Linked DNA regions of Mus musculus: regions 2 and 3 are each linked to region 1. Evidence: chromatin loops called from intact Hi-C (ENCODE). Cell type or tissue: heart. All regions are shown on one strand. Each heading gives the region's core, and the rest is flanking DNA. Links, peaks and the distances in the headings are about the cores only. Region 1 overlaps Klhl18 (kelch-like 18). Region 2 holds the start of Setd2 (SET domain containing 2). Region 3 holds the start of Nradd (neurotrophin receptor associated death domain).

Region 1 (10,051 bases), core at 2,670-6,669:
TGAAGGAGGTTTGCTGGCTTGACAGTCTATTGTGTAGCCCAGACTAGCCTCGAACTCAACTAGAAATCCTCCTGGCTATATAGCCTGCTGGTGTTGGGATTATACATGTGTTGTCATACCTTCCTTGTGGGAGTTTCATAGGTGTTTTTTCGTTTTTTGTTTTTTTTGTTTTTTGAGACAGGGTTTCTCTGTGTAACCCTGACTGTCCTGGAACTCACTTTGTAGACCAGGCTGGCTTCAAACTCAGAAATCTGCCTGCCTCTGTCTCTGGAGTGCTGGGATTAAAGATGTGCGCCACCACTGCCTGGCCAAGATATTTTTTTAACTAGGGTTGTGTACCAGTGTAGTAAATATATTTATTACTGTCTACATTTCTGGGCTTTTCCAGTGAACATTGTGATACATTTTTCTTCATCAGTCTAGAACTGTATTATCCATTAAGCCTTCTGTATAAGGTTTTGTAATAGCCTTGTTATTGGCTGGCCTCAAGTGGCAGTCATCTCATCTCAGGCTCCCACGTGGGTTTGTAGGTAGGCACCACTACAGTGTGGCTACTGAGCACTTGAAACGGGACTCTGAGTCAGAAGGTCTAATTTAAAAATTTTATTTAACTTTAATTCATTTCAATTTAATCTTAAATAATGTATGTGGATAATAGCTACTGTATTCTAAGGAACAGCATCTATCTAGAGTGTGACAGACTTAATAGTCATTTGATGGATCAGAACATTGAAGGGAATGGATTGGCTTATCCTTCCAGTGTCAGACTGTGTCTGGAGGAGCTGTGTAAATGACCCAGGTACTCAAGTGCCTCACTGAACAGCGTCCATGTAGACACCTCAGGACAGAAACAGTGATATGTAGCTGGGAGTAAAAGTAATGTGAGGAGAGCAAAGCAGGATGGGGCGTATAGCTCAGTTGGTAGAGTGCTTGTCTAGCATACACAGAGCCCCGGGTTCGATCCCCAGCAAGGCATGAAAAGAGTATGGTGGCACACAGCTGTAATCCTAGCACTGAAGAGGTGGAGGCAGGAAGGTAAGGAGTTCAGAAGTCATCGCTGGCTACACAGTGAGTTTAAGGCCAGCCTGTGCTACATGACTTTTTTTTTTTTTTTAAAGAATCTGGAAGAAGATGGCACACACCTTTAGTCCCAGCACTTGGGAGACAGAGGCAGGTGGATCTCTGTGAGTTTGAGGTCAGCCTGGTCTACAGAGTGAGTTCCAGGATAGTCAAGGCTAAAAGAAGAGATCCTGTCTTAAAAACAAACAGAACAAGGGGGGGGGAAGTGGGGGAGGAAGGAGAAGTAAAAGTAAAAGTTAGCAGAGAGTGAAGGGGTGGCCAGGAAATGAGAAGTGAGTTTTCTGCAGGAACAGTCCTCCAGACAGAGGGAGCAGCCCGGGGGGAGGTGAGAGTGGGCTTAGAGTGCTGGATACAGTGAGGTCGGCCAGGATAGAAGAGGCCAGAGAGATGGAGAGGCCAGAGCTACACGGCTGGGATTTCTATTTCATTCTCTATGGGAGCACATATAAGGTCAGAAACACAATATGGAGTGTAAAAAATAATTTAATTAAAAAAAAAAAGAAATCTCTCCCTAACATTTTTTTAATTTCCTAAACATTTACTCCCTAATTTAAAAATTTATAATGGCAATAATTTTTTATTGTTTTTTAAAAAGATTTATTTATTTATTCTATGTATATGAATACACTGTAGCTGTACAGATGGTTGTGAGCCTTCATGTGGTTGTTGGGAATTGAATTTAGGACCTCTGCTCACTCTGGTCAACTCCACTCGCTCAGTCCCTGCTCGCTCTGGCACAAAGATTTATTTATTATTATATGTAAGTACACTGTAGCTGTCTTCAGACGCACCAGAAGAAGGCATCAGATCTCATTATGGGTGGTTGTGAGCCACCATGTGGTTGCTGGGATTTGAACTCAGAACCTTTGGAAGAGCAGTCAGTGCTCTTACCCCCTGAGCCATCTTTCCAGCCCCTATAATGCCAGTAATTTATAATGGCAATAATTATGGTGCCTGATAATAAAGGCAATAAATTTAGAACATATTTTAGTATCATTATACATCAATCACCCCAAAACAGTGACTGTGACACTAACTAGTATAGCAGAATGAGAGGGATTAGTGAAACTCTTGATGACTTTGTCCACATAGATCACATGTACAGATGGACAGAGAAGCTAAACTAGAAAGACAGCCACCGTTAACTTTTTCAATAGAGAGATTGGAAATGATTGTTTCTTTATGAGGACTCTGAAGAAATATATGTGGACAGTTATTCAGTTGTTTGTTTTGAGACAGGTTCTCACTGTGTAAACCAGACTGGCTTGCCTCTGACTCCTGAGAGCTGGGGTTAAAGGTGTGCACCACCACTCCTGACTAGGATGAATCTTTGACTGTGATGAAATAGTTATTCCATTTAAAATAGTCTCAATAAGGTAGATTTTGTTGTGTGTTTGAGATGTTGCCTTATGTAGTCTAGGCTGGACCTTGAACCTGAGATCCTCCTGCCTCAAACTCACAGGATGTGCTGCCGCATTCAACTCAGCTAAACAAATTTCCAGAAAGGATTTGTTTGTTTATTTGTTATGTGTGTGACTGTGTGAGTATATGCACACATGTGGGTGTGCAGGTGAGTGTGCCTACGACAGACACCCAGGGATGTCAGAATAGGGTATCAGATTCCTAGGAGCCAAGACTGCAGGCATTTGTAGGACTCTCCTTGCTACATGGGTCCTCATGATTGTACAGTAAGCACTATTTTTGAACATGGCTCATGTATTCTTCAGGTAGTTTCTTAGTGTTCTACAGCTGTGAAGAGACACCATGGCTACAACAACTCTTATACAAGAAAATATTTAACTGAGGCTTATCAATGGTTTAGTCCATTATCATCATGACAGGAACATGTAGGCAGCAGGAAGAGAGAGACACTGGGACTGGCTTGAGTGTTTGAAACCCCAAAGCCCATCGATATTGACACACTTACTCCAACAAGGCCACACCTCCTAGTCCCTCTCAAGTAGTGCCACTCCCTGATGACCAAGCACTCAAATAGCTGAGCCTTTGGGGCCATTCTTATTCAGACCACCGTAGATTGTCATGTCAGTTCAGTTAGGACGGAGTGACCGGTGGGCCAAGACTCATCTCTGAAGAGCTTCTCGTGCTTCTCCTCTTCCTTCTAGTGCCCTGGAGGCTCTCATCAACTTTGCTTATAATGGCAACCTTGCTATCGACCAGCAGAATGTGCAGTCCCTGCTGATGGGGGCAAGCTTCCTGCAGCTGCAGAGCATCAAAGATGCTTGCTGCACGTTCCTCCGAGAAAGGTGAGCGAAGCAGGTGGTGGGTGCCGTGCTCTGTCCTGAAACCCCTGCCACCTTGCTGAGTTAATGGTGTGTCTGCAGTGTTTTGAACAACGAGCTGGGAGTTACTCTGTAAAGATGGCATTTCTTGGGATCAGCACTGTGCAGGACCCAACTGTTTGGCCATTTACATACACTGTTGTGGCATGGCATAGACTCTTTGTGACCATCCCTTTTCAATCTGACCAGCAGTTCATTTAGCTAATTTATCCCCCCTTTTTTGTTGTTAGTTTTAAATTTATTTTTTTGAGAATTTCTAATGTGTTCTGTATTTACATCATTTCCATCCATCCCTCTCCTCTGTGCTCCCCAGCTCCCTCTCCTCTGTGCTCCCCAGCTCCCTCTCCTCTGTGCTCCCCGGCTCCCTCTCCTCTGTGCTCCCCGGCTCCCTCTCCTCTGTGCTCCCCGGCTCCCTCTCCTCTGTGCTCCCCGGCTCCCTCTCCTCTGTGCTCCCCGGCTCCCTCTCCTCTGTGCTCCCCGGCTCCCTCTCCTCTGTGCTCCCCAGCTCCCTCTCCTCTGTGCTCCCCGGCTCCCTCTCCTCTGTGCTCCCCGGCTCCCTCTCCTCTGTGCTCCCCAAGACCCTCTTAAATAATGACTTCTTTTTCTTTTATCATTTTGTGTGTGTGTGTGTGTGTGCACATTTAAATACAGTCTGTTGTATCCATTTAGCATTGCTCATAACTTAGCTAACTTCTCAACAAACTAACATTGATTTATTTGGCACTGTTTGCTTTTTTTATTTATTTGTTTATTTATTTATTCGAACTGTTCCATAGCCATCTCCATGTTTGTTTAGATCCTTAACCCACATGAGTCCCTTTTTATACGCAGCTCAATCAGATCCCACCTTTATGTCTGTCCACTGGAGGCCGTCGTTGTGAGGTCGTTTAGGGTGATGACCGCGGATTATACTCCTACTGTTTCTGCTTCCTGGCAAGGGGTTTCCTGGGTTCTTCTGTGATCTTTTAGCTGATCAGATAAGCTCTTCCTTCCCTTCAGGGGACAGTGCTCTGTCATAAGCTAAAGGCCATTTAATCACCAGAGATTTGGAGGTGAGCTTTAGGCTGGGCCATACACAGGCATGGAAGAAGCAGAAGAGCTCCCGTGTGCATTTGATGTTCTTCCAAGTCCAGTCTCCATGCTTAGCCTGATGATCAACGTGCCTTCCACCTGAGCCCTGTGCTCAAGAACATCATCCTCTCAGAGCTGACCTCCCCTTCCCACCCCACTCCACCAGTCCTGCCCACTGAGAGTGTGTGTGGCCCCTGGAGGGTCTCCACATCCTACCTATTTGATGCCCGTGGGCATCACTGAGCACTGTCATGTGCACACTGACACACAACTGTGGCAGTGATGCCTCAAATGTAGAGGTGCACCTCAGCTAGCTGCAGGGCAAATGGTTTCACCTTGAGGCCATGTGTTGCAGGTGGAAACCTTGCAGCTCCAGGACCAGCCTTGTCCCTGCCTTAGGACACTCTCTAGAGGAGGCTGGAGGGATACAAGCACACACACACACTCGCGCACGCGCACACACACACACACACACACACACACACACACACAAACGGATAATGACTTGCAGATGCAATGGGTGCTGCCAGTTGCTATTCTTTACACTTTCATCAGAGGACAACAGTGCCACCTAGGGGCTTTTGAGGTTATCGCTGCAACACCAGACGTTATCTGTCATAAGGCATTTTCTCTTCTAGATGCTGAGCCGCTGGACAAGGTGGCACACATCCTTAGTCCCAGCATCCAGGAGCAGGTGGGGCTGGATGAGGCCAACTTGGTCTACATATCACCTCTAGGTACATATGTAGTAGATTCTGAGGGATCCAATTCCCCAGCTCTCCTGTTTCCCTCCAGGCTACATAGACCCTCACTCAAACAACAACAAAGCCCAGCAGTTCCTTTTCTGTTTTAGATAGGTCTGCAATAGCGCAGCACGATACCCTGACAGTCTCCTTACGTGCAAAACTGAGCTGTCAGTGAAGCGGACGGCTGTGGAAGGAGCTAGTGAAAGACACAGGTCTCTGCTTCCTTCCTACCTCTATCCTGAGTGGGTGTCTCGCCTGTGAGGCCACTCTCTGCCATTCCCATCTGCGGCCTCGCAGGTTGCCTTCCCGTACTCCTTCCTGTGGGGTGGAGTAGCACAGCTCACTCAGGAAGGCACGACCAGTGCTCCATGTTATATCAAGCTGACCAAAGTACATGCAGCGGTCCTAACCTTTGGAGAGAGTGGGGAGGGGAGCAGAAGGCGCGAGCTCACCCTTGCCCCATCATCTGTGGGCTCCATTCAGCTCCCGGTGTGTGCGGTTGGGTGGATGGGCCCCAAGTGAGGCACCCGCTGTGGGAGCTCAGCTATCCTCATTGCCTTACACCAGCTTAACGTCTCTTAAGCGACACTTCTCCTCAGCTCAGCCCCCTGCTCCTTGCTGTCTAGTCTCGGCTGCTCCACGGGGATTTTGTTTCCTTGGCCTCAGAGAACCCACTGAGGAGCCAGATGTTGTCACTTGTGACTGTCATCGAAGCACTCGTGAGGCTGAAGCAAAAGCATGCCTCAAGTTTGAGGCCACTTCTTAGACCACATAGAGAGTTCCAGGGCAACCAAGACTCTAGAGGGGAACAGGAAAGCTGGGTAATTGGATCCCTCAGAGTCTACTCTGTCACAAAGACTGCAGAATCCTGCTCGGTTTGTTTGAGAGTAAGAAAGCAAATATAATAGGAACTTTAATAGCATCCAGCTTCATGCCAGGCACTGTGCTGAGTGCTTTTGCCTACATTCATTTTGTTTGTTCCATGCATGTGTGTGTCTGTGTGTGTGTGTGTGTGTGTGCCTGTGTGTTTCGTGTCCGTGCATGCATGTGTGTGTTTACATGAGTGCACACGTGCTATGTTGTACATCTGGAGATCAGAGGATAGCCACTGTGTGGGTCCCAGGGATTGAGCTGAGGTTCTTGTCAGGCTTTGCAACAGGCTCCTTCATCTACTATCTCACTGGTCTGAAAATGCTACTTTTAAATTTTACTTTTAATTTTATCTTCTGGTGTGTGCTTGTTGATGTTACTTATTTATTTGGAGAGGGGCATGCATGCCACACAAATGAATGGAGGTCAGAGAACAGCTTTCAGGGGTGTATGGAATCTCATTTCATATCGTTGAGGCAGGGTCCCTCTTGTTTCTGCTGCTGCTAAGAACTGAGTCTAGAACCCACTACAAAGCCCCATGTAGTGGTACACATTGGACATCCCAGCATGCCCACTGTGGGACTGGAGGCAGAGAAGAGAGACATGAAGGACATGGGCCAGCTTGCATGGAGTTCTGCTGTTGTTCCTAGGGTTTTGAACTCTTAGATCATGGAGCCTCCCTCTGCCTAAAAAAATGTGTAATGGTCCCTGAATAAAGGTGACTCTTCCATGCCTTTGGTGCCTTCCTAGTGCCTAAGAGGTGGACTCGTGCCCTGGATACTCAGAAAGCGCAGCATCTGGCTTGGTGACAAGGCATCCCAGTGTGTTCTCGCTGTCTTCTCATGTGACAGTTAGGTCATAGGACTTCCTGACAGTCCATTCCACTTTGACATGACAAGGCCACGCATGCCCCAGGAAACAAAGACTTAAGGCTAGCCCATCTAAGCCGATACCTTATGAAGATGGGTCATGGAAAATGGTACCTCACACCATAGGGAGTTTCTAACAATGCTGGGAACAAAATTTAGCTTTTGTCCCATGGCTGTACTCAAAACCATTTAGAAAATGACTGAAGATAGCACTATTCCTTCCTTTGATCCTTCTTTTTGCATCTCATGCCAAAGGCTTCACCCCAAAAATTGCCTGGGTGTGCGCCAGTTTGCCGAGACGATGATGTGTGCTGTGTTGTACGATGCAGCCAACAGCTTCATCCACCAGCACTTTGTAGAGGTGTCTCTGTCCGAAGAGTTCCTGGCCCTGCCCTTGGAAGACGTGCTTGAGCTGGTGTCCCGGGATGAGCTGAATGTGAAGTCAGAGGAGCAGGTCAGTGAGCGCAGCCACAGTCTGCACAGGCAGAGCACACACTCCTTCCTCCCTTCCGCCCATCCTTCCTCCTGTCCATCTTCCTCCTGTCCATCCTTCCTCCTGCCCATCCTTCCTCCTGTCCATCTTCCTCCTGTCCATCCTTCCTCCTGTCCATCTTCCTCCTGCCCATCTTCCTCCTGCCCATCTTTCCTCCTGTCCATCCTTCCTTCCATCCATCCTTCCTTCCATCCATCCTTCCTCCTGTCCATCCTTCCTTCCATCCATCCTTCCTCCTGTCCATCCTTTCTCCTGTCCATCTTCCTCCTGTCCATCCTTCCTCCTGTCCATCTTCCTCCTGCCCATCCTTCCTCCTGTCCATCCTTCCTTCCATCCATCATTCCTCCTGCCCATCCTTCCTCCTGTCCATCCTTCCTTCCATCCATCCTTCCTTTCATCCATCCTTCCTCCTGCCCATCCTTCCTCCTGTCCATCCTTCCTCCTGTCCATCCTTCCTTCTATCCATCCTTCCTTCCGCTCATCCTTCCTCCTGTCCATCCTTCCTTCCATCCATCCTTCCTCCTGTCCATCTTCCTCCTGTCCATCTTCCTCCTGTCCATCTTCCTCCTGTCCATCCTTCCTCCTTTCCGCCCTCTTCCTCCTTCCTTTTTCCTCCTCCCCTCCCTTCCTCTGCCAGTCCTTCCTCCTTCCCATCTTCCTCCTTCCCATCCTTCCTCCTGTCCTTCTTCCTCCTGCCCGTCTTTCCTCCTGTCCCTCCTTCCTTCCATCCATCCTTCCTTCCATCCATCCTTCCTCCTGTCCATCCTTCCTTCCATCCATCCTTCCTCCTGTCCATTCCTTTCTCCTGTCCGTCTTCCTCCTGTCCATCTTTCCTCCTCTCCCTCTTCCTCCTGCCCTCCTTCCTCTTATCCCCCCTCCTGTTTTCTCCCCCTTCCTCCTCCCTCCTTCCTCCTTCCTCCTTCCTTCCTCCTGGCCCATTCTTCCTCCTGTCCATCCTTCCTCCTGCCCATCCTTCCTCCTGTCCATCCTTCCATCCATCTTCCTCCTGTCCATCTTCCTCCTGTCCATCCTTCCTTCCATCCATCCTTCCTCCTGTCCATCTTCCTCCTATCCATCCTTCCTCCTGTCCATCCTTCCTCCTGCCCATCCTTCCTCCTGTCCATCCTTCCTCCTGTCCATCTTCTCTGTCCATCCTTCCTCTGCCATCCTTCTCTGTCCATCCTTCCATCCAATCTTCTCTGTCCATCTTCCTTCCTGTCCATCCTTCCTTCCATCCATCCTTCTTCCGGCCATTTTCTTCTGGCCAATCCTTCCTCCTGCCCATCCTTCCTTCTGCCCATCCTTCCTCCTGCCCATCCTTCCTCCTGTCCATCCTTCCTCCTGTCCATCCTTCCTTCTATCCATCCTTCCTTCCGCTCATCCTTCCTCCTGTCCATCCTTCCTTCCATCCATCCTTCCTCCTGTCCATCTTCCTCCTGTCCATCTTCCTCCTGTCCATCTTCCTCCTGTCCATCCTTCCTCCTGCCCATCCTTCCTCCTGTCCATCCTTCCTTCCATCCATCCTTCCTCCTGTCCATCTTCCTCCTGTCCATTCTTCCTCCTGTCCATCTTCCTCCTGTCCATCCTTCCTCCTGCCCATCCTTCCTCCTGTCCATCCTTCCTTCCATCCATCCTTCCTCCTGTCCATCTTCCTCCTGTCCATCCTTCCTCCTGTCCATCCTTCCTCCTGTCCATCCTTCCTCCTGCCCATCCTTCCTCCTGCCCATCCTTCCTCCTGTCCATCCTTCCTCCTGTCCATCCTTCCTCCTGTCCATCCATCCTTCCTTTCATCCATCCTTCCTCCTGCCCATCCTTCCTCCTGCCCATCCTTCCTCCTGCCCATCCTTCCTCCTGTCCATCCTTCCTCCTGTCCATCTTCCTCCTGCCCATCCTTCCTCCTGCCCATCTTCCTCGTGCCCATCTTTCCTCCTGTCCATCCTTCCTTCCATCCATCCTTCCTTCCATCCATCCTTCCTCCTGTCCATCGTTCCTTCCATCCATCCTTCCTCCTGTCCATCCTTTCTCCTGTCCATCTTCCTCCTGTCCATCCTTCCTCCTGTCCATCTTCCTCCTGCCCATCCTTCCTCCTGTCCATCCTTCCTTCCATCCATCATTCCTCCTGCCCATCCTTCCTCCTGTCCATCCTTCCTTCCATCCATCCTTCCTTTCATCCATCCTTCCTCCTGCCCATCCTTCCTCCTGTCCATCCTTCCTCCTGTCCATCCTTCCTTGTATCCATCCTTCCTTCCGCTCATCCTTCCTCCTGTCCATCCTTCCTTCCATCCATCCTTCCTCCTGTCCATCTTCCTCCTGTCCATCTTCCTCCTGTCCATCTTCCTCCTGTCCATCCTTCCTCCTGCCCATCCTTCCTCCTGTCCATCCTTCCTCCTGTCCATCTTCCTCCTGTCCATCTTCCTCCTGCCCATCCTTCCTTCTGTCCATCCTTCCTCCTGCCCATCCTTCCTCCTGTCCATCTTCCTCCTGCCCATCCTTCCTTCTGTCCATCCTTCCTCCTGTCCATCCTTCCATCCATCTTCCTCCTGTCCATATTCCTCCTGTCCATCCTTCCTCCTGTCCATCTTCCTCCTGCCCATCCTTCCTCCTGTCCATCCTTCCATCCAT
Region 2 (9,038 bases), core at 1-4,000, 83 kb before region 1:
CAAGTAAAGACAAACTAAGATGGGCCACTAAAGGGCTTCTGTAAACTTAGAAAACAAGTATAAAACTACTCAGGCTGTTCTTGGGTCAAAAACAGGATTGTCAAAATTTTCCCAATGAAATTTTATTTTAAGGCAACATGAGGATTTTGCTTTGTGTGTGGAGATAACACTCCAACAAAATAACTTTTGTGTTACAACACTAAAGAACTATTAAGTAAGATCCAAATGTTTCTGAGCCAAGGTGAAAAACTTTGGCAAAGGTTCCCCCAAAAATGTGTAATGTGGTAATTTAGTGAAAAGTTTTGTTTTTCACTAGACATCCCTTCAAACCTTAACTTGGGAATGAATTTTGTTGCTATGTGCAGACATCAATACAAGCAAATTGAGGTAAAACAATGGTTTTTCTTAGTTGTCAGCACCTGCAATCCCAGCACTGAAGAAGCTGAAGAGGAAGGATCCCAGGTTCGAGGCCAGCCACAGTAAATTCAAGAGCAGCCTAGGCAACAAGGTGAAACCATTTATCTAAAAACAACAAAATGATCTTGTGAGGGCTTAGGGAAGCTTCGCACGGACTCCTGACTCTGAAGTGGAAGCTTGCTTTTTTACTTATGTTGTTGTTTTGAGGAAGCCTGCCTGCAATCCTAATTCAGTTGGTATCTCAGGTGTACACCACCATCTGACACCCAACAGAAATATAAAAATGCCCTAGGTGTACTGAAAAGAAACTATACGACAAAACTGTATTTCGCTTTACAAGTACACTATCTTCTTTAGAGAAGACTATACAAAGGGTCTCTTAACTAAATCTTCACACGCAGTAAAGCCATCCTTGTAGATAAGATTCTAGATTCTATTACCTAAGAAATAGGACGCCAAAGTGTTCAAGCATCATAATCAAGAAATGTTTGCCAGGTTTTCACTTTCAGGTTAAAAAACAAAACTGCTGTCACCTCAACAACGGGACCAGACAAACCTTGCCACCATTACAAAACCCAAGCGCCAAAGGTGCAGAATATGAAGCTCATCGCTCTACTGGGCCAGAATTGAGTGTCCAAGGAGGAGGGAAAACAAAAAACAAAAATAATATCAAAACCGGGAATGCAACGCGGGTCTCCTCCGCGGATCGAAGCGGGGAGACGCGCGGTAGGCCCTTCCGGTCCGAGTTGCCGTCACCGATAGGCCGGGCGATGGGCCGAGCTTCCACCCGAGCCCGAGGATTCTCGGCCTACACGAGCCGGCGCCCTGACGCCGGCGTCGGCCTTTGCGGCGCCTCGGACTATGCACCGTGGTTTGCAACAGAAGCCCGGGACGCCACCGAGTGTCCTGGAGGAGCTGCGCGGAACGCCGAACCTAAGCAGGCCGACCGAGGACGCGGCAACGGCAGAGGAGGCCGTGGCCGCCCCTCCCCCACCGGGCCGCCCGCCCCAACCGCCGCGGCGACGCGAGCAGCCTTCTCCGCGCCAGGCCCAACCGCCGGGCCAGCCGAGGCCAAGCGAGGCGGCCTCCAGGAGCTCCGCCCGGCCTGCCCTCCACCACGACCGCGAGAAGCCGCCCGGGGCCCGTTACTCCGCGCGCCGCCACCGGTCAGGACGCGCCGCCCTCGGGCTGGAGCGACCAACGACAGCGGGAGACCGCGGAGCAGAGACTTACTCAGGGGTCGGGTGCTCGGGATCGTAGAAATCCCCCATCTTCGGTGGCGGCTGCTGCGACGGCAGCGGCTTCATGAGGAGCGGCTGGAGGCGGCGACGCTAGCCCCCTCCCCGCGGCAGGCCGATGCGGGGGAGGGGACCGGAGGGGAGGCGGCCGCTGGTCCGATCGCGGCGGCGGCAGGGGCGGCCGGCGTCGCTGGCTGGCTGGCTGGCCCGCCCGCCCGCTCTCTCGCTCTCTCGCTCGCTCCCTCCCTCCCTCCCTCCCTCCAGCAACCGCCCGCCCGCCGCTCTCACCCTCACACACTCACTCCCGAAGCGACGCGCACCCCGCCCGCCCTGCAGCCTTGCAGGCCCAGCCCCTTAAAGAGACACGCACAGGGCAGCCCACCGGCCGCCAGTCGGCGCGCCAGCACCACCGACCCTGGCAGGGGCGGGGTACAACCCGCCGGCCAGGCCAGGCCTAGCCTGCGGCCTCCCGGAACAATAAGTCCCGGGGCCGAGTGTTGGAGGCGGGTCCCGGAGCTGGAGGGGAGCCACCGCTGCCCCTCCCTGGACAGCGTCCGTCCCGGGAACAGCCCAAGGCCGTCAGGACACCCGCCTTCATCCTTCGAAGCCCTGGGAGAGCCTGGCCTCCGGGCACTGAGGTAGCGCAGCTGCCGCCCTCGCCCGCTTGCTCCTTTATTCGGTCTCTCTCGCCCCTTCAACTGGCTCTCGGCCGCGCACCGAAAACCAAGCTAAGCAGGGGCTGCTTCTCAGCCTGGGCTTCTCGGACACGCCCTCCGCCCGCCAGCCTCCCGCAGCCCCCACCACCGTGTTCCCACCGAAACCACCTCACCGCGGTATTCTGCCCTCGCCCTAAAAGTCAGAGAGGCTATGTTTGTTAGACCTGGGGGGGGGGGGTGGTCCTGAGGAAAAGGTTATTAATTAGTCTTACTAAAAAAAAAAAAAAAAGTTAGATTAAACTAGAAACTTTTTATTTCTGGATTAGCAGGATTTCGTGAAACTATTAGCTAATTTACACCTCGCTGAATTTATAGCAGTTGCTTATCATGAAAGTGGCAGATTAGATAGTTGAGATCTTTTGTGGAATTTTCTTTGATTAGCCACTAATTTTTTAATTGGAATCACCAATAAATTGAAATGTGATCTAACAGAATCCTTCACTAGCTAACTTGGCCGTATTGTTTAGACAAACATCTTCTGTAGTTAAGACTTACCCTGAACACTTGAATGCTTCATCCTGCCTACAACCTCTTGGGTGCTGGGATTCTAGGTTTTTTGTTTTGTTTTTCAAGACAGGGTTTTTCCTGTGGCCTAGAACTCAAATCCATCTGCCTCTGCCTCCCATGTGCTGGGGTTAAAGGCGTGTGCCACCACTGCCCAGCCTAAAATGTATTTTTAAAATTGTTTTTATAGGAATGGTATGTGTTGAGCCACACACATGCGCACGTGGAGATCAGAGGATAACAGTGAGTCCATTTTTGTCTCCCATGTGGGTCCTGTAACTTACATCATAAGGCTAGGCAGAAAGTGCCTTTACTCACTGAGCCATCTACCATGCATTTACATTTTTTTTCACTTGTATGTAGGCTAGCAGAATTTTTTTATCATTTTGTTTAGAGGTTAATCTGGATTTTTTTTTTCCTGGTAACTTTTACTCATATCATGGAAGTTCAAGGTCCACCAAAAACAAAACAAAACCCGCTCTAGGTTTCAGTCTCCCACGACCATTTTGTTTTGCATTCATTGGTGAGCTTTCCTTTGTGGCTGAAACTTGCTATGTGCTATACTGACCTCAAACTCAAAATCCTTACCCCAGCTTCCCTGATGCCTGGATTACAGGTGCCAGACACCACAACCTGCTGAAGATGAAAGTTTTGTTGTGAACAGATTCTCTCACTGCTGTGAGGATAAAAGGAGGGACTTGTGAAACCCCGAACTTCCTCTTTTTGATTCTTTTTGAGACAGGGTTTTGTGTATCCCATCTGGCCTTGACCTCAGTAAGTTGGCCAAAGATGACCTTGAACATCTCTCCTCCTCCTGCATCGACCACATAGTAGAGAGGTTACAGGAAGGGAGACAGCACCAGAGCTGGTTTATATGGTGCTGGAGATTGAACCCAAGGCTTCCTAAACACTAGACAAGTACCCACCTAGTAAGAAATATCCCAGTCCATAAAATCCTAAACTTTAAACCAATACCAGCCAATTTCTAGTCCTATGACATTGGGCATGGCTGTTTCTGGGGTTTCTACAGCCTTACCTATTGAAATAGAAGAGTATCACATAGATAATGTTATGAACATTGTACAACAATGCCTTTCATTAAACAACTATCTTTTTTTGTTTTGTTTTTTTGAGACAGGGTTTTTCCTCTGTGTAGCCTTGGCTGCCCTGGAACTCACTCTGTAGACCAGGCTAGCCTCGAACTCAAAATTCTGCCTGCCTCTGCCTCCCAAGTGCTGGGATTAAAGGCATGTGCACCACCACTGCCAGGCAAGTTTGCCTAGAGCGTGAAGCTCTCTTCCTGAGTCTCTAGTGTGCTATCACGCCCAGCTATATTTTGAATATATTGGAGCTCTTTGCCTTAAATGTCACATAAGCCATTGGCAGCCACTTGACATTAGGAAAGGGTTACTTTGCATGGATACTAAGTTGAGAGGAACCTAAGATGAGGTGTATGGGTTTCCCATTTCCTTAATAAAGTAAACAGCTCTCTAACATGAGACAGATGAATGGTACTTCAGTCTAGTGGTAACTTTGGTCAGAACCCAATAGAGTAAGCATATCAAACCATGGAGGTCAGTGGAAATTTTGAGGCCCACAAATCTTTGATTCAAATCTTTTTTAAAAAGGTCAGCACCTTTGAGATGGTGTTCAGGATTCTCTGGAATCTGGTTTGCTGTATCCCAAGTACTAGGATTACATACCACCACACCCAGTTTATATTCAAGAGATATCACCACACCCAGTTTGAACTCAAGACAAAGAAAATGTATGTTATAAGGCATGGTGGCTCATACCTTTAATCTCCACACTTAAGCCTGTTCTACAGAGAGAATTCCAGGGCAGCCAAGGCTACAGAGAAACCCTGTCTGAAAAAAAACTTTTTCAACCCAGACTTGCCTTAAAATTCCCCAACCTCCAACCTCATTCTCCATGTGATTGGCCTCCTGAGCAAACCAATAGATACTTTTTAGCTTATTGGATACTTTCCATACGTTAAAAAAAAAAAAAAAAAAAAAAAAAAAGACAGGGCCTCACTATGTAGCCCTGACTGGCCTAGAACTCACTGTGTAGACCAGGCAGGCCTTACACCTACCTCTGCCTTCCGAGTGCTAGGATTAAAGACATGTGCCACCATGCCACGACGTAGGGTTTCCATTGCTGTGAAGAGACATGGTCAATGCAACTCTTATAAGGAAAGCATTTAGTTGGGGTTGGCTTACAGTTTCAGAGGTTTAGTCCATTATCATGGCAGGAAGCATGGCCTGAGACACGGTGCTGGAGTAGGAACTGAGAGTTGTACGTCTTGATCGGATGGCAGCCAGGAATCACTCTTCCGCTCTGGGCGGAGCCTAAGCAGAGGGAACCTCAGAGCCCACCCCCACAATGATGTACTTCCTCTAAGAAGGCCACACCTCCTAATAGTGCTACTACCTATGGGCCAAACTTTCAAATTCAGGAGTCTTTGGAGGCCAAACCTATTCAAAGCCACTGCTATCCCATGCTTTTATACAAAAAGTGTCCAAATGTATTTAAAGAAAAAGTCCACAATCCCCAAGATGAAACCTCTTCCCACTCAGAGTACTGAGAAAAAGAAAACGTTGAGAATCACTTCTAGTAGTAGCTCCTATGGGCCCAGACTACATCCATTCCAGCAGACTCTAGGGTGGCTACTAGTAGCCCCTAAAATTAACTTTGGTGTCTCATAAAAAAGGGGAGAAAGCCAAAGCATGGTCATTGCCACAGGTAAGTTCTTTTTTTTTTTTTTTTTTTTTTTTTTTTTGGTTTTTCGAGACAGGGTTTCTCTGTGTAGCCCTGGCTGTCCTGGAACTCACTTTGTAGACCAGGCTGGCCTCGAACTCAGAAATCCGCCTGCCTCTGCCTCCTCTGCTGGGATTAAAGGCGTGTGCCACCATGCCCAGCGCAGGTAAGTTCTATGGCTTGGTAAAGTGATGGGGAAAGTAGGACAGGGGGACACAAGTTGATCCCCTGAGCACATTCTACAAAACTATTTGTAAATTTTGTCCCTCCCAGTGCTGAAAATTGAACCAAGTGCCGTGTGTCCATTAGGTATCCCAGTTAGCTTTGCCAGCTTGACACACCATAGTCTTCTGAGAGGAAACCATCGGTTAAGGAATTGTCTAGATCAGACTGGTCTGTGTCGTTTCTGTAGGGGAGGTATTTTGATGGAGGATGGCCTAGCCTACTGTGGGCAGCACCTACCTAGGTAGCTGGTCCAAGGCTGTATAAGAAAGCTAGAATAATTTCTACTCTGATTTTCCTAAATGATGGACTGTGCCTTGGAAGTGTAAACCATTTTCTCCCCTTAGTTGCTTTTGGCCCAAGTGTTTTATCACAGCAAAAGAATGAAACTAGAATACTAAGCAAGTAGTCACTACCACGGAACTATAACCACAGCTAATATGTTGACTAATATACAGATGGATATGTAGTATATTGACTGATACAGCCCATAAGAAACTAGATATGTTTTAAGATATCAGTAGGTGGTATCTTTTCTCCCCTAATAGCAGGGTTTTTTTTTTGTTTTGTTTTGTTTTTTTCTGTGTGTCCAGGCCCGAGTTCTGACTCAAATCAGAACCTAACTAAGACTTAGGAAAGACAAAAGGTCCTTCCCCATTGAGAAGGAACTGGAACTGAGTGGAAGGCTACTTCCTATCCAGCACTCATTTCCTACCTCTCTACCTAATCCTTTCCCCCAGTGAGAACTGTCAGAGCATTGTCTCAACTCCTCAGCAGATGCTGCCTTTGTGAGAAGTCACACCTGTAACTGCAGTACTCCAGAGCCAGGAGTGAGATTATAGTGCCAGCCTGGGACATGGGAAGACTCTGTCTGAAAGCACTGGAAGGGAGGGAAAATGCTCAAGTTTGAAAGGACAAGCAAATTTCAAGTTCTCAGCGCAGTGACTTTGTGTAGTTCCCTTTCTTGATGGAAGGCAGGCAAGAATGGCATTAGCAACACGACCCTAGGCTCAGTATGACATTTGGGAAATAATATCCCTCCCTTTCCATAAACTCACACAACACCTTCATCCTGAAGAGTCATTCCTATCCTAGTGGAAAAGTACTGGATATATAAAAAAGTATTTTCTTCTTCCCCAAACAATATAAAATTGCCTTGGCAAATTTCAAGTTCTCACCCCTCTGCTTTCAAATTTTATGCCTTTGTTGCAGAAGACGTTTGTTCTATCTTGTTTTATCTACTAACCACAAAATTATATATTATGTGATAATTTTTCAAGTTTTATACCCTCATTTACCAATCTTTTTAAGTTTTTCTTTGTGAGCTCTGAGGATATACCTATATCCAAACCCCAACTTTGTTGCCCCTTGACCTCAGGGCTAGCTTTACAGCCACTATACCTTGGTTTTACCTGGGTACAGGGCAGAATCCAAACTCAGGACCATACAAACCAAACCCCCTTATATCTATTCCACATGGAAACCACACCTCAGACAGTCACACTGTTCTTCCTCTTAGGTAAGAAAATATCTCCTTGCTGTAGTGTGGTGGTACATGCCTCCAATACAAACCCTTGGCCAGGCTGAGGCTGAAGGATCACTGAGTCCTAGACTAGCCTGACTTACATAATGAGGCCCTGGGGTAGGAACGGAGATGAGAGGGATCGGTTGGTGGGGGGGGTTTAGATGTAGTACATGCATGCAAGTGTGTAGGTATGAGTGACAGCCACACACAGGTCAGAGGACATCAGTTGTCTCCCATGATTGCTTTTTTTGTTTGTTTTTTTGGGGTTTTTTTTGTTTGTTTTTCGAGACAGGGTTTCTCTGTGTAGCTCTGGCTGTCCTGGAACTCACTCTGTAGACCAGGCTAGCCTCGAACTCAGAAATCTGCCTGCCTCTGCCTCCCAAGTGCTAGGATTAAAGGCGTGCACCACCATCGCCCGGCCCATGATTACTTTCTATCTTACTACTGTGAGACAGGGTATGTCACTGAACAGGAAGCCCACTGTTTAGGATATATTGGATGGCCAGCAAGCTCTCCAGATCTGCTTGTCTCTGCCCCCCATGCTGAGTTTAACATTAGTGCAGCCATGGTTTTTATGCATGTATAAAGGATTTGGACTTGGATCCTCATACTTGCAGAACAAGCACTCTTAGCCACTTCACCATGTCCTCTGTCCCAGCTCCTTACAACTTTCCCCATATAAAGTAATCCAAGGACCTACAGCCCTCGGAGAGAAGTTAACCTCTGAAGTCTAATCTGGGGTATTTTCGCTCACTGCTTCCCTTGCCAGGCTTCCAGGTAATTCCATTGTGGGAGCTCTAGCATCCTGAGCAGTCAAGGGTATCAGATGGAGGATCACTGTCATACCATGTTCAAGGTGAAAGCCTTGGCCCACAACATCAGCAGAGACCACACTGGTCAGTGTCCAGAGGGACAGTGTTTGCCTTTAGCAGAGCAGCAAGCTCTTCCCCGTGCTACCATCACCAAGCACACAGAGCCTGAGAGCTTGACTCAGGAGGAACATTTCCTCCTCCCTGCTCAACCCTGCTGGGGTGACCCCTGTTCCTGTCGTCACTTTCACTTGAGTTTACCTTCAGCCACTCACTAAGAAAGAAAAGGGAGGGGCCAAGACACAGAGAAGTTGCAACACCTATTGCACATGTGTGCTTGGCCAGAAAGGCTGTGCTATCTAAGGTCATGTACTCCTGTGCACAGGGACCTAGTTCTGCCTTTTGTAGGTCACTAACTATATTTGATACTCTTCTGGTTGGCAAGGAAGAAGGATTTCCTCTTGTCTTCAGAGGCCAGGAGCAGAGAAAGTCTGGACTGAGAGAACTAGAAGTATTCTCAGACTAAGCTCATGTCAGGATGCCCACAGAAGAGAGGAGAGACTGACCATGGGGAAACACCTGTCAGGAGGAGCCTGAATTGCTGTTTTGATTTCCTACTCAATAAAATTAGTTTGAGATAGAGTTTCCTACTGACCTTGAACTGTATATGTAGCTAAGGGTAACTCTTGATCTTCCCATCGCCACCACCCAAATGCTGGGATTACAGGCCTGTCTTACCATGCCTAGCTACCATATTAGCTATTTTTCTTCTTGGTGGTGTTGGAGATGGAAGAGCTTAATGAATGCTAGACAAGTATTCTACCACTGAGTTATACTCCCAATCTTC
Region 3 (10,051 bases), core at 3,045-7,044, 180 kb before region 1:
GTCTCGGAGCTTGGCAAGAAGGGATGCCCATCCCTAGCTGAAGTGAATGCTGCCCACAGGATGGAGGAGGCGGCCGAGCTAGATGAGAAACGCGAGAAGCTTGTGTTGTCGGCTGAGTGCCAGCTCGTCACGGTGGTGGCTGTGGTCCCGGGACTCTTAGAGATCACCACACAGCACGTGTATTTCTATGACGGCAGTACGGAACGCGTGGAAACAGAGGAAGGTGTGTTCTGATGGAGCTGTTGGAAGGGGCGACAGAGAATGACCAAAGTGCAGGCTGGGCTGGGACCAGTGACTCCTTATACCTATTCTTGGTTGCTCGGCAGGCATCGGCCATGACTTCCGGCGCCCCTTGGCCCAGCTGCGTGAGGTCCACCTGCGGCGTTTCAACCTGCGGCGTTCGGCGCTCGAACTCTTCTTCATTGACCAGTCCAACTACTTCCTCAACTTCCCACACAAGGTGGCCGCGTCCTCTGCGTCATCCCCTTGCCAGGCTCCCAGGCCCCAGCTCTACCCTATCCCATCCCACACCCAGCTACGGAACCAGGTGTACTCATTGCTTCTGCGCCTAAGGCCACCCACCCAAGGCTACCTAAGCAGCCGCTCCCCACTGGAGATGCTTCGTGCCTCGGGACTTACCCAGGTAAGCATCCTAGACCCTGTTTGTGTGGGGTATGAGGTGAAGACTTTGTAGATAGGGGGCTCTGGACAACTTCAATGCTCACCCTTTGCTATTGTGCCGTCCAGAAATGGGTACAGCGAGAGATATCCAACTTTGAGTACCTCATGCAACTCAACACAATCGCAGGGCGCACCTATAATGACCTGTCTCAGTACCCTGTGGTGAGCCCCGCTCTGTCTCTCTCCCCACTTCCCACCTCCAACCCCACTGTCAGTGTCTAAGCACAGTCCCTGAGTAGTTTACCTGCGACTAAGATGTGGTCTCTTGGTCTCTGACACTGCCTCGCTCCCCTGCCCTCTTTGCTTCCTGCTGGGCCCTGGTCTCCCTGGAAGGAGTGTCTGTCACAGACCTCCTGTGCTCCTGTAGGCCTTCCAAGTAGTATGGTGAACAGGCTCTACCCATCTACCTGAGGGTTGAGGGCAGGGCAGGGTGGGCTGGCAGGCAGGCCGTCAGGGTCTTCATACAGCATCTTTCCTGGGTGGGCGTCCAGTTCCCCTGGGTCTTGCAGGACTATGTGTCCCCAGTCTTGGACCTCAGCAATCCAGCTGTCTTCCGGGACCTGTCCAAACCCATCGGTGTGGTGAATCCCAAGCATGCCCAGCTTGTGAGGGAGAAGTGAGCTTTGTGGGCAGGGCAGGGGAGGGCAGGGCTCGGTGGGCTGGGGATGGATGTGTGTGGATCTTCTGCTGACATGTGCTGCCTGTGGCTTCAGATATGAGAGCTTTGAGGACCCAGCAGGCACAATCGACAAGTTCCACTATGGCACACACTATTCTAACGCAGCGGGCGTGATGCACTACCTCATCCGCGTGGAGCCCTTCACGTCCCTGCATGTCCAGCTACAGAGCGGCCGGTGCGCCCAGGGGTGACGGAAGGGTGGGGAGGAAGGCACACAGTCTCCCTGGCAGCTTCTTATGCTGCCTCTGGTTTTACGTATCCCTCTGTATCTATCATCTGACCCCGGCTGTGTCTCTCCACCAGCTTCGACTGCTCTGACCGGCAGTTCCACTCGGTGGCAGCAGCCTGGCAGGCACGGCTGGAGAGCCCCGCCGACGTGAAGGAGCTCATTCCGGAGTTTTTCTACTTTCCTGACTTCCTGGAGAACCAGAATGGTAGCATGCGAGGCACCGGGGCTCCGGCATGAGTGAACAGACGGGGTGTGTGTGTGTGTGTGTCCAGGGATGGTGAAGAATCCTCAGGCACACTGCTAACTTTCTCTTCTGCTAGGCTTTGACCTGGGCTGCCTCCAGTTGACCAACGAGAAGGTGGGTGATGTGGTGCTGCCCCCGTGGGCCGGCAGCCCCGAGGATTTCATCCAGAAACACCGCCAGGCTCTGGTGAGGAGGTGATCGCACACACAGGCAGCCAGGGCTGAGAGTTGCCGTGGGATTCAGTCCCTGCGTTGACTGCCGCTTCCTCCCCTCAGGAGTCAGAGTATGTGTCCACCCACCTGCACGAATGGATCGACCTCATCTTTGGCTATAAGCAGCGGGGTCCAGCGGCCGAGGAGGCCCTCAATGTCTTCTATTACTGCACTTACGAAGGTAGGCAGTGTGCCGCACGTGAGATGGGGTCAGGGCACAGACAGTGGCAATAAAGAAAGGACAGTGAAGGAGTTTTAACCACTCACCTTCCTCTCAGGGGCGGTTGACCTGGACCACGTGGCAGATGAACGGGAGCGGAAGGCTCTGGAAGGCATCATCAGCAACTTCGGGCAGACTCCTTGTCAGCTGCTGAAGGTGAGGACTGTGGGGAGACAGTGGTGAAGGACACTGGTGGCATGGTGCTGACCAGCTCTTGTTGACAGGAGCCACACCCACCCCGGCTCTCGGCTGAGGAAGCAGCCAATCGCCTCGCCCGGCTGGACACTAACTCACCAAGCATCTTCCAGAACCTCAACCAACTCAAGGCCTTTTTCGCTGAGGTGAGAAGTGGGTGGGAACTTAGTTTCTTGTGTAAGATGGGTTTAGCCACACGTCCTTACCCATCTCTGAGCAGACATCTTGGGGACATACGGGTAGGAGGGCGGCCAGGATGAGATTCCCAAGTGCAGTTAGGATGGAGAGAGTCTGGCCTTGGTCCCCTTCCTGCATCTTCACGCATGCTCCCCTTTCCTGCTGTCACTGCGCCGAGGCCAAGGAGTAATGGGATGAAGGGACCAAGGCTGAGCCCGGGCTCGACCCTGGCGTCTTCTGTGTCTACCCCAGCTTCTTCCTCTTTCTGTGATGCCCTCCTACGTGCCCACTGCTGTCATGTCTACCTCTCAGACTCACCTCTCTATGACACCCACTTTGTCCCTGGGGTCAAGGGCCAAAGAGGGTACCTACCAAGAACACTGTCTACTTCAGTCAGCCTTACGCATTTCTCTGCAGGTTGTCAGTGAGGCTGTACCTCTGGTCTTAGCTCTGGTTCCTCACCGACAGTCACACTCCTTTATCACCCAGAGCTCCTCGGACATGTTGGTAAGTACACCTGGCAGATTCCCATTAGCTTCATCCCTTCTGCCTCCGCCCCAAGCTACCATAGCATATTCTTACCCACAGGTGACTGTAAGTGCCAGTGGGCTGCTGGGCACTCATACCTGGCTGCCCTATGACCGGAACATCAATAACTACTTTACCTTCAGCAAAGATCCCACCATGGGGAGCCCCAAGTAAGGCAGGGCTGCGGGTAGGGGTGCGATATGAATGTCCTACACCCCGAACCACCTCCCCATTTAAACAGAATACAGGCCAGCTGCAGGGGAGAGGGCTGGCTAAGGTCCCTGCTAGCCCACATCTCTCACCCGTGGCCCAGCCTCACCTACCGTCTTCCCCTTGGTTTAGGGTGCAGAAACTACTGAGTGGGCCCTGGGTCTCAGACAGTGGCGTGAGTGCACAAGCACTAGCAGTAGCTCCTGACGGAAAGCTGCTCTTCAGTGGTGGCCACTGGGATGGCAGCCTACGAGTGACTTCACTACCCCGTGGCAGGCTGTTGAATCAGCTAAGCCGACACCTTGGTATGAGCAGCCCTGGTACCAGGGAGAATGAGACAGGCAGATGTGGAATGAGTTCCAAGTTGGGCCTGTGACAACACTGTGTGTCCTCCCCTTCCTATGCAGATATAGTGACCTGCCTTGCACTGGACACCTGCGGCATCTACCTCATCTCCGGCTCCCGGGATACCACGTGCATGGTGTGGCGTCTTCTGCAGCAGGTGTGTGTGGTGGGCAGACCTGTGAGGTCCCTGTCTCCCAGGCTAGAAGTCCATCTGCCCCTCAGGGAGCCATCAGAACTTCCCCGTTACTCCCTTCCCCTTCCTACTGTAAGCAAGTCTGGGGCTCCATTACCCCCCAACCCTCTGGCTCGCATAAAATCTTCATTTGCCTGAGTCTTAAGCTAGCCCTGCCTTCCCACAGAGCGGTCTGTCAGCAGGGCTGGCACCAAAGCCTGTGCAGGTCTTATACGGACATGTAGCTGCAGTGAGCTGTGTGGCCATCAGCACTGAACTTGACATGGCCGTGTCTGGATCCGAGGTGCGTGTACATCCCCTGGGGAGGCGGAGTTTCCCCAGGCACTGTCCCCAGAGCCTCCAGTTCTCTGCTCAGCACCCTCATCTGCCTTCCTGTAGGATGGGACTGTGATCATACACACTGTACGTCGAGGCCAGTTTGTGGCAGCATTAAGGCCTCCAGGTGCCACACTGCCTGGACCTATATCGCACTTAGCACTGGGGGCTGAAGGCCAGATTGTTGTACAAAGCTCTGCTTGTGAACGTCCTGGGGCCCAGGTATGGGGACAGGGTACCCGACAAAGACACTGGGGCAGCTGGAATGGTGAGGCGGTTGCTGATGTCCCCAATTCTTCCAGGTCACCTACTCCTTGCACCTGTATTCAGTGAATGGGAGGTTGCGGGCTTCAGTGACCCTGACGGAGCAGCCCACAGCCCTGACTGTGGCAGAAGACTTTGTTCTGCTGGGCACCGCTCAGTGCTCTCTACATATCCTCCACTTGAACAAGTGAGCCCCGCTCTTAGTTCCTGGCCCCTCTAGGTGGAAGCTGTTGGCACAGGGTAATAGAGAGTGCATACTACCCACTCACTAGCATGTGTTACTCATGGGGATTCTTGCCCTGGCCCTCCCTTAGCTACACAGTTGTGGGAGTTCTATAAGCCAGGAATTCAGCTTAGCCAGACTTCAAATGAAGACAAAGTAGATGCACGAAAAGGTGTCTGTTAGCTGGCTTCCTTGCAGTTGTGACTCAGTGTACACCTACTTCCCTGCTCCAGATTGCGGCCCGCCGTGCCTCCCCTGCCCATGAAAGTGCCGGTCCACAGTGTGTCTGTGACCAAGGAGCGCAGTCATGTGCTGGTGGGCCTGGAAGATGGCAAATTGATCGTTGTGGGCGCTGGGCAGCCTTCTGAGGTGAGGAAGAGGGCAGCTTGGCCGGCCGGGCAGGAGGGTGGCGGGTTGTGGGGTGCGGCTGCCAGGGCTCACCGCATCTCATCCCATCCCTACTCCCGCTAGGTACGCAGCAGCCAGTTCGCGCGGAGGCTGTGGCGCTCCTCGCGGCGAATCTCCCAGGTGTCCTCTGGGGAGACTGAATACAATCCTGGCGAGGCTCGCTGAACCTAGAGTCTAGGCGCTCAGACATCAGACCCGGCCCGAGCCTGATTCTCTGCCCAGGAGACTACTGCACCAGGGGGTGGGCGGGGCCCACCCTCCAGCTCAGGGATTGGTAGATGGCATCACCAGGAAGTCCCGCCCCTCGCCGGCTGAGGGGAGACCTAGCGTCGGCCTCTGAGGCCGCTGCTGCATATTTTGCACAATCTGGGGTGGGAGGGAATCCCTACTTTCAAATCCCACGTCCCAGTGAAAGCACAAAGACCACCTGTGGCCTTAATCCTCAAAGGTGACTATCGCTGCCCATTCTCAGCAATAAACGTGGCCTAGTTTTGTAATCTTTCGGTTTCTTGAGTACACATGTGCCGCCGTCCTTGGCCTCCTGTGGCCCCCAGTCTTAGCCTCTGTTACCCTGTCTGGCCTGGCATGCTTCTTCCTGGCCAGGCTGGCCTCGGTGTAGCCAGCGGAGGCGCCTCTGGCTTTGCCAGACGTTTCCTGACTCCTGGTTCTCAGCTCTCGCGGTCCATTGCATGGCATTTGCATGCCAGTGGCCTGCTCTGCCAGGCACGCTGGTGTCGGCTTCTGTGAACTCCGAGTGCTTCTGCGTGCTCCGGCGTGGGGCGGGGGCGGGACCGCGCCCTCGAGCTCGGCCCCGCCTCTTCATTGTCCTGCTCCCCTCTTCAACACCACCCCCCCACTGGCCCGCCCCTTGCCTTGGCTCACTCTTGGGCAGACCGGAACCTGCCCTCTCCAGGGACTCCCGTCGTCTTCCTAGCTGAGTGGATCCTGGCACCCTCGGAGGGGTGGCCGCAGAAGGTTAGGAGGGAATGACTAGCCGGGCTCTTGCTAGGTGGAAGGGGCCAGAACTTTCTCTGTCTCCCGCCTTTAGTGCTCTGATCCTGTGGGTACCAGCGTCTGTGTTGGGGTGTGTATGGGCCTGCAGGGGCTGTTGAATTGTTTCTTCCCATTTTGGGCTTGGAGATGGGTGGGGAGCCCTGAAGAAGTTCCACTCCGGCTGCTCAGGATGGGTGGGGCAGATTCCAAGGCCTGTCTGCTGCTACTGGTTTACAGGCCCACCCACCAAGGATCCCAGAAGCCCCCAACTCCCAATGTGGCGACACAAAGATACAAAGTCCATAAAGGGGCCACCCACATCAGAGGTTTACCTGACTACAGCACCGAACTGCTGATAGCCCTACTATAGACACACCACGTGTTAGAGCCATTGGCTATGCAGCAGTAGCCGTTGGGGACTTGAAGGGCCTCTTTTAATCTCTTACTTATCCAAGCCAGATCTCTCTCCTCCTTCAGATCTGGAGCCTCTCCTCCTCCGTAGACTGCAGGGAGTGGTCTCAGCAGATTTAGTACTCTAGGGTCCAGGTGGGTCCTTGGTCTGAGTTGGCCCTGTTCTTCCATTTCAGGCCCTCTGAGATCTGTATGGTCTATGAGTTTGCTGAACCATTAAGGTATCAGTTCACTTAGTCCCTGCCCAGGAAAGGGCTGGCCACTGGCCCTGGAGGGGACAGAGGGAGCATTAGGCAGTGTAAGCGGGCTTGCCTTGGGGACCTTGGGATGCTGGGTTTTGGCAGATGTGTATGATCACCAGTTCCTAGGGATGTTTCAGCCTGAGATAGGGTCACAGTCCATGTATCTTTACCCTCCTTTTAACATCCCCAGACTCAGCCCAGGTACTTGGGAAGGTCTTTGAGATCGGGTGATTTCTATCCTGAGCTGTACCCCATGCCACCAGCTTTGGCTAGCAGGAGCCAGTTGTTACCTCCACCTATTTGACACAGGAGAAACTGTTCCAGCCCTGGTGTGAATCAGGATGGACACACACGCTGCCCCCAGGGACTCCTGACAGCAGATCTGAGGATTTCTTCATATTTCTGCAGAGTTCCTCCTTCTGAGATTCAAGAGAAGCAGGCTCCAAGCTCCGTCAACTCAGTTCTCTACACAACTCCCCTTCACCAAAAAACAGCCCAGCAGGCAGCGCCTGGCAGCACCATGCTTTATAACGTCAGCAAAGGTGTGGTCTATTCAGGTAGGCATTCCTTGTCCCAGATCCTAGGTAGCGGGCAGATTGGGAGGTAGAGTGGGTCGTGTACAAGTCCATTCACGGGCTCTTTAGTCCCTGACCCTTGAACCCTGTCTACACTGGGTACAAGGACTAGTCAGTCATTGGACTTAAGGCAGAAGTGAGAGAGCACCAGTATTTACTTCCAGTTAAGTTTTATTTTTATGATCCCATGACACCAGCACACATCAGTGTGCTCTCACAGTCTACCCTGGAAGCCGACCAATCTTGTGCTGTGGTAAGCAGAGGTGGTGCAACCAGGGTGAAAAGAGAAAGGTCAAGGAAGGCTTCCAGAGGAGATCCTGCTGTGCGTTTAGGAGAAGATGCAATAGCAAGACGTTTGGATGCTTCCGGAAGATGACAAGGCACATCTGGGAGTGACTGTCCACAATGGCAAGCAAAGGGCCATTTACGTGTACCTATGTGCACGTCTGTGTGTGAGAGTGCCCACAGAGGGTGTAAGAGGGCATCAACCCCCCCAGGAGATTGAGTTAAAGGTGGCTGTGATCCATCCAATGTGGTGTTGGGAACAGAACTCCTGTCCTGAGGCGGTACAAGCCCCAGTAACCACTTAGCAGGCACGTGTGGTTCAGGGATCCTGGGGGATCAAACTCAGGTTGTCATACTTGGTGGCATGTGTCTGTCTGCTGAGCCATTCTTGCCGCTCCAGGGCCAGCCATGTAGTCCTTTAACACATGGTAAACTCTAATGTATTTGGAAAGTTCTGCCAAGATGGTCTACCTAGGTGAGGCTGCCGTGGCTCCCTATCTTGACCACTGTCTGTCTTCACAGATACAGCCCTGCAGGGGCAGGACGGGGACAGGGAAGGAATGTGGGTAGGAGCTGGGGGAGCCCTAGCCCCCAATACCTCCTCCCTATTTCCCCCTGAGCCTCCAGGGGCCTCGAGCAACATCATTCCTGTCTACTGTGCTCTCCTAGCTACAGTGATCCTTGGTCTGCTGGCCTATGTGGCCTTCAAATGGTAGGTGGTCTGGGTCCTGTCCTGTGGCATCCCCTCCATGCCTGGACTCTGAGGCAGTTCCTTGTCTTAGTGCCCTCTGCCCCCTACAGCTGGCGCTCACATAAGCAAAGGCAACAGTTGGCTAAAGCTCGGACTGTAGAGCTAGGGGACCCTGACAGGGACCAGAGGCGTGGTGACAGCAACGTCTTCGTGGACTCTCCTCCTAGTCTGGAGCCCTGTATTCCCAGCCAGGGTGAGCACGTTTCCTAGTCTGTCTGTAGTCCTTTGTATTTAACTAGTGCCTCCCCTACCCACTAACACTTCTCTCTTCACCCCCACCCCCACCCCCACCCAGGACCACACCCGGACCTTGGCTGCCAGCTTTACCTGCATATTCCACAGCAGCAGCAGGAGGAAGTCCAGCGGCTCCTGATGATGGGTGAGCCAGCCAAGGGCTGGCAGGAGCTGGCAGGCCACCTCGGCTACCAAGCTGAGGCTGTGGAAACCATGGCCTGTGACCAAATGCCAGCCTATACCCTGCTAAGGAACTGGGCTGCCCAAGAAGGCAATAGAGCTACCCTCAGAGTGCTGGAGGATGCTCTGGCTGCCATAGGCCGAGAAGATGTGGTCCAGGTTTTGAGCTCGCCAGCTGAGAGCTCCTCGGTGGTGTGAGTGCCGCCTCCCAGGGCTGCCTGCCCTGGCCTCATGTCTTTCATGGGCTTCCTAGTACTTCTCTGGCTTCAGCTTGCTGTTGTGGCAGCAGAACACAAAAGATCCGGCCACTTCATGTTCCTTCTCCATCCTCTCCAAGATAGAAGCGAGGGACATGGGGGGGTGGGTAAGAGAGTGGGCATGGCTTTGCCCACAGATTCTCGTTCTGCCCCTTTATGTGCTTGTTATTTTTTCTATTTCTTTTTAAGAATCACATATTAAAGGCACCTTTGGAGTTTTGTTCTAACCTACTTGGCTCCTTGGACCTGTAAGACAGTTGGGTAGCTGTGAAAGAGACCCAGACAAGGACTTGGGAAGGAGGTGGGGGCGCTTCTGTACATGGGCTGTGGAGGGCCAGGCTGGAGCTCACCCTCCTGCCCTTCAGTGTTTGGATGACATTAACAAGTCATGTCTCCTCCTGAACTCCAGTCTTTGCTTAGTGGAGGCATATGTAGTAAGTCCTCTACCCCTAAGGTTCCCATGGTGCACCCAAGGACCCTTTGCGTGACTTGTGCTGTGACAGGGAAGATGCAAGGTAGTTGTGGTGAGCTAGTTGTTGAAGACGTTAGGTCATCTTTAGACAAGAAAAAGATGACGTTTCAACACTGGGACTCAGCCGGGCAGTGGTGGCGCGTGCCTTTAATCCCAGCACTTGGGAGGCAGAGGCAGGAGGATTTCTGAGTTCTATGTCAGCCTGGTCTACAGAGTGAGTTCCAGGACAGCCAGGGCTACACAGAGAAACCCTGTCTCGAAAAATCCAAAAAAAAAAACAACAAAAAAAAAACCAACACTGGGATTCTGGCTGGGCATACTGGCAGGGCACTTGTCTAGCACACGCAAGGTCCTAGGTTCAATCTCCAGAGCTACAAAAAAATAAAAAGAGCAGACTGCCACCCAGGCTGAGGAATTCCACCCAGGCTTCCACAGCTGTGCATGTGATTTGAACACAAGTGGGCAAACAGGCTGTTCATGACAGGGCGTCGAGCCAAGCCACCTGTACTTCCACACACACACCCATCC

The links. Peaks named below come from ENCODE experiments on the same cell type or tissue, not always from the same donor. Only the 100,000 strongest peaks of a DNase experiment are listed, where the experiment ranks them.
Region 2: it touches region 1 in a loop (7-fold over the local background); 4 of 42 quality-filtered maps call a loop at or near these places.
Region 3: a loop joins it to region 1, with 2.5 times the contacts of the local background. A loop is called at or near these places in 15 of 42 quality-filtered maps.

Annotation. Positions count from the first base shown.
Region 1 is chr9:110,444,013-110,454,063 of GRCm38, reverse strand. It overlaps Klhl18 (kelch-like 18), which reads left to right. Exons shown (of 10, transcript NM_177771.5): 3 at 3,204-3,344; 4 at 7,192-7,390. Among named protein-coding and RNA genes, the nearest start is that of Klhl18, 28 kb to the left of the region's middle. In heart, for the core only: a CTCF peak has its summit at 5,040 (motif pointing left); a DNase peak (open chromatin) is centred at 4,963.
Region 2 is chr9:110,525,365-110,534,402 of GRCm38, reverse strand. Setd2 (SET domain containing 2) reads right to left here and starts at 1,806. Exons shown (of 21, transcript NM_001081340.2): 1 at 1,651-1,806. The coding sequence starts at 1,724. In heart, for the core only: a CTCF peak has its summit at 2,059; DNase peaks (open chromatin) are centred at 1,322 and 2,042; H3K4me3 peaks cover 3,170 bases; H3K27ac peaks cover 2,789 bases.
Region 3 is chr9:110,620,362-110,630,412 of GRCm38, reverse strand. It overlaps Nradd (neurotrophin receptor associated death domain), which reads left to right and starts at 6,020. Exons shown (of 5, transcript NM_026012.2): 1 at 6,020-6,098; 2 at 7,178-7,326; 3 at 8,152-8,341; 4 at 8,431-8,573; 5 at 8,676-9,278. The coding sequence starts at 7,290. The coding sequence ends at 8,992. Nbeal2 (neurobeachin-like 2) reads left to right here. Exons shown (of 54, transcript NM_183276.2): 36 at 60-223; 37 at 327-643; 38 at 748-843; 39 at 1,173-1,297; 40 at 1,395-1,535; 41 at 1,664-1,794; 42 at 1,910-2,019; 43 at 2,109-2,226; 44 at 2,324-2,421; 45 at 2,490-2,606; 46 at 3,055-3,144; 47 at 3,226-3,335; 48 at 3,508-3,680; 49 at 3,783-3,877; 5 more. The coding sequence ends at 5,288. In heart, for the core only: no CTCF peak of the experiment used is centred there; DNase peaks (open chromatin) are centred at 5,392 and 5,992; H3K4me3 peaks cover 2,167 bases; H3K27ac peaks cover 1,955 bases; H3K27me3 peaks cover 730 bases.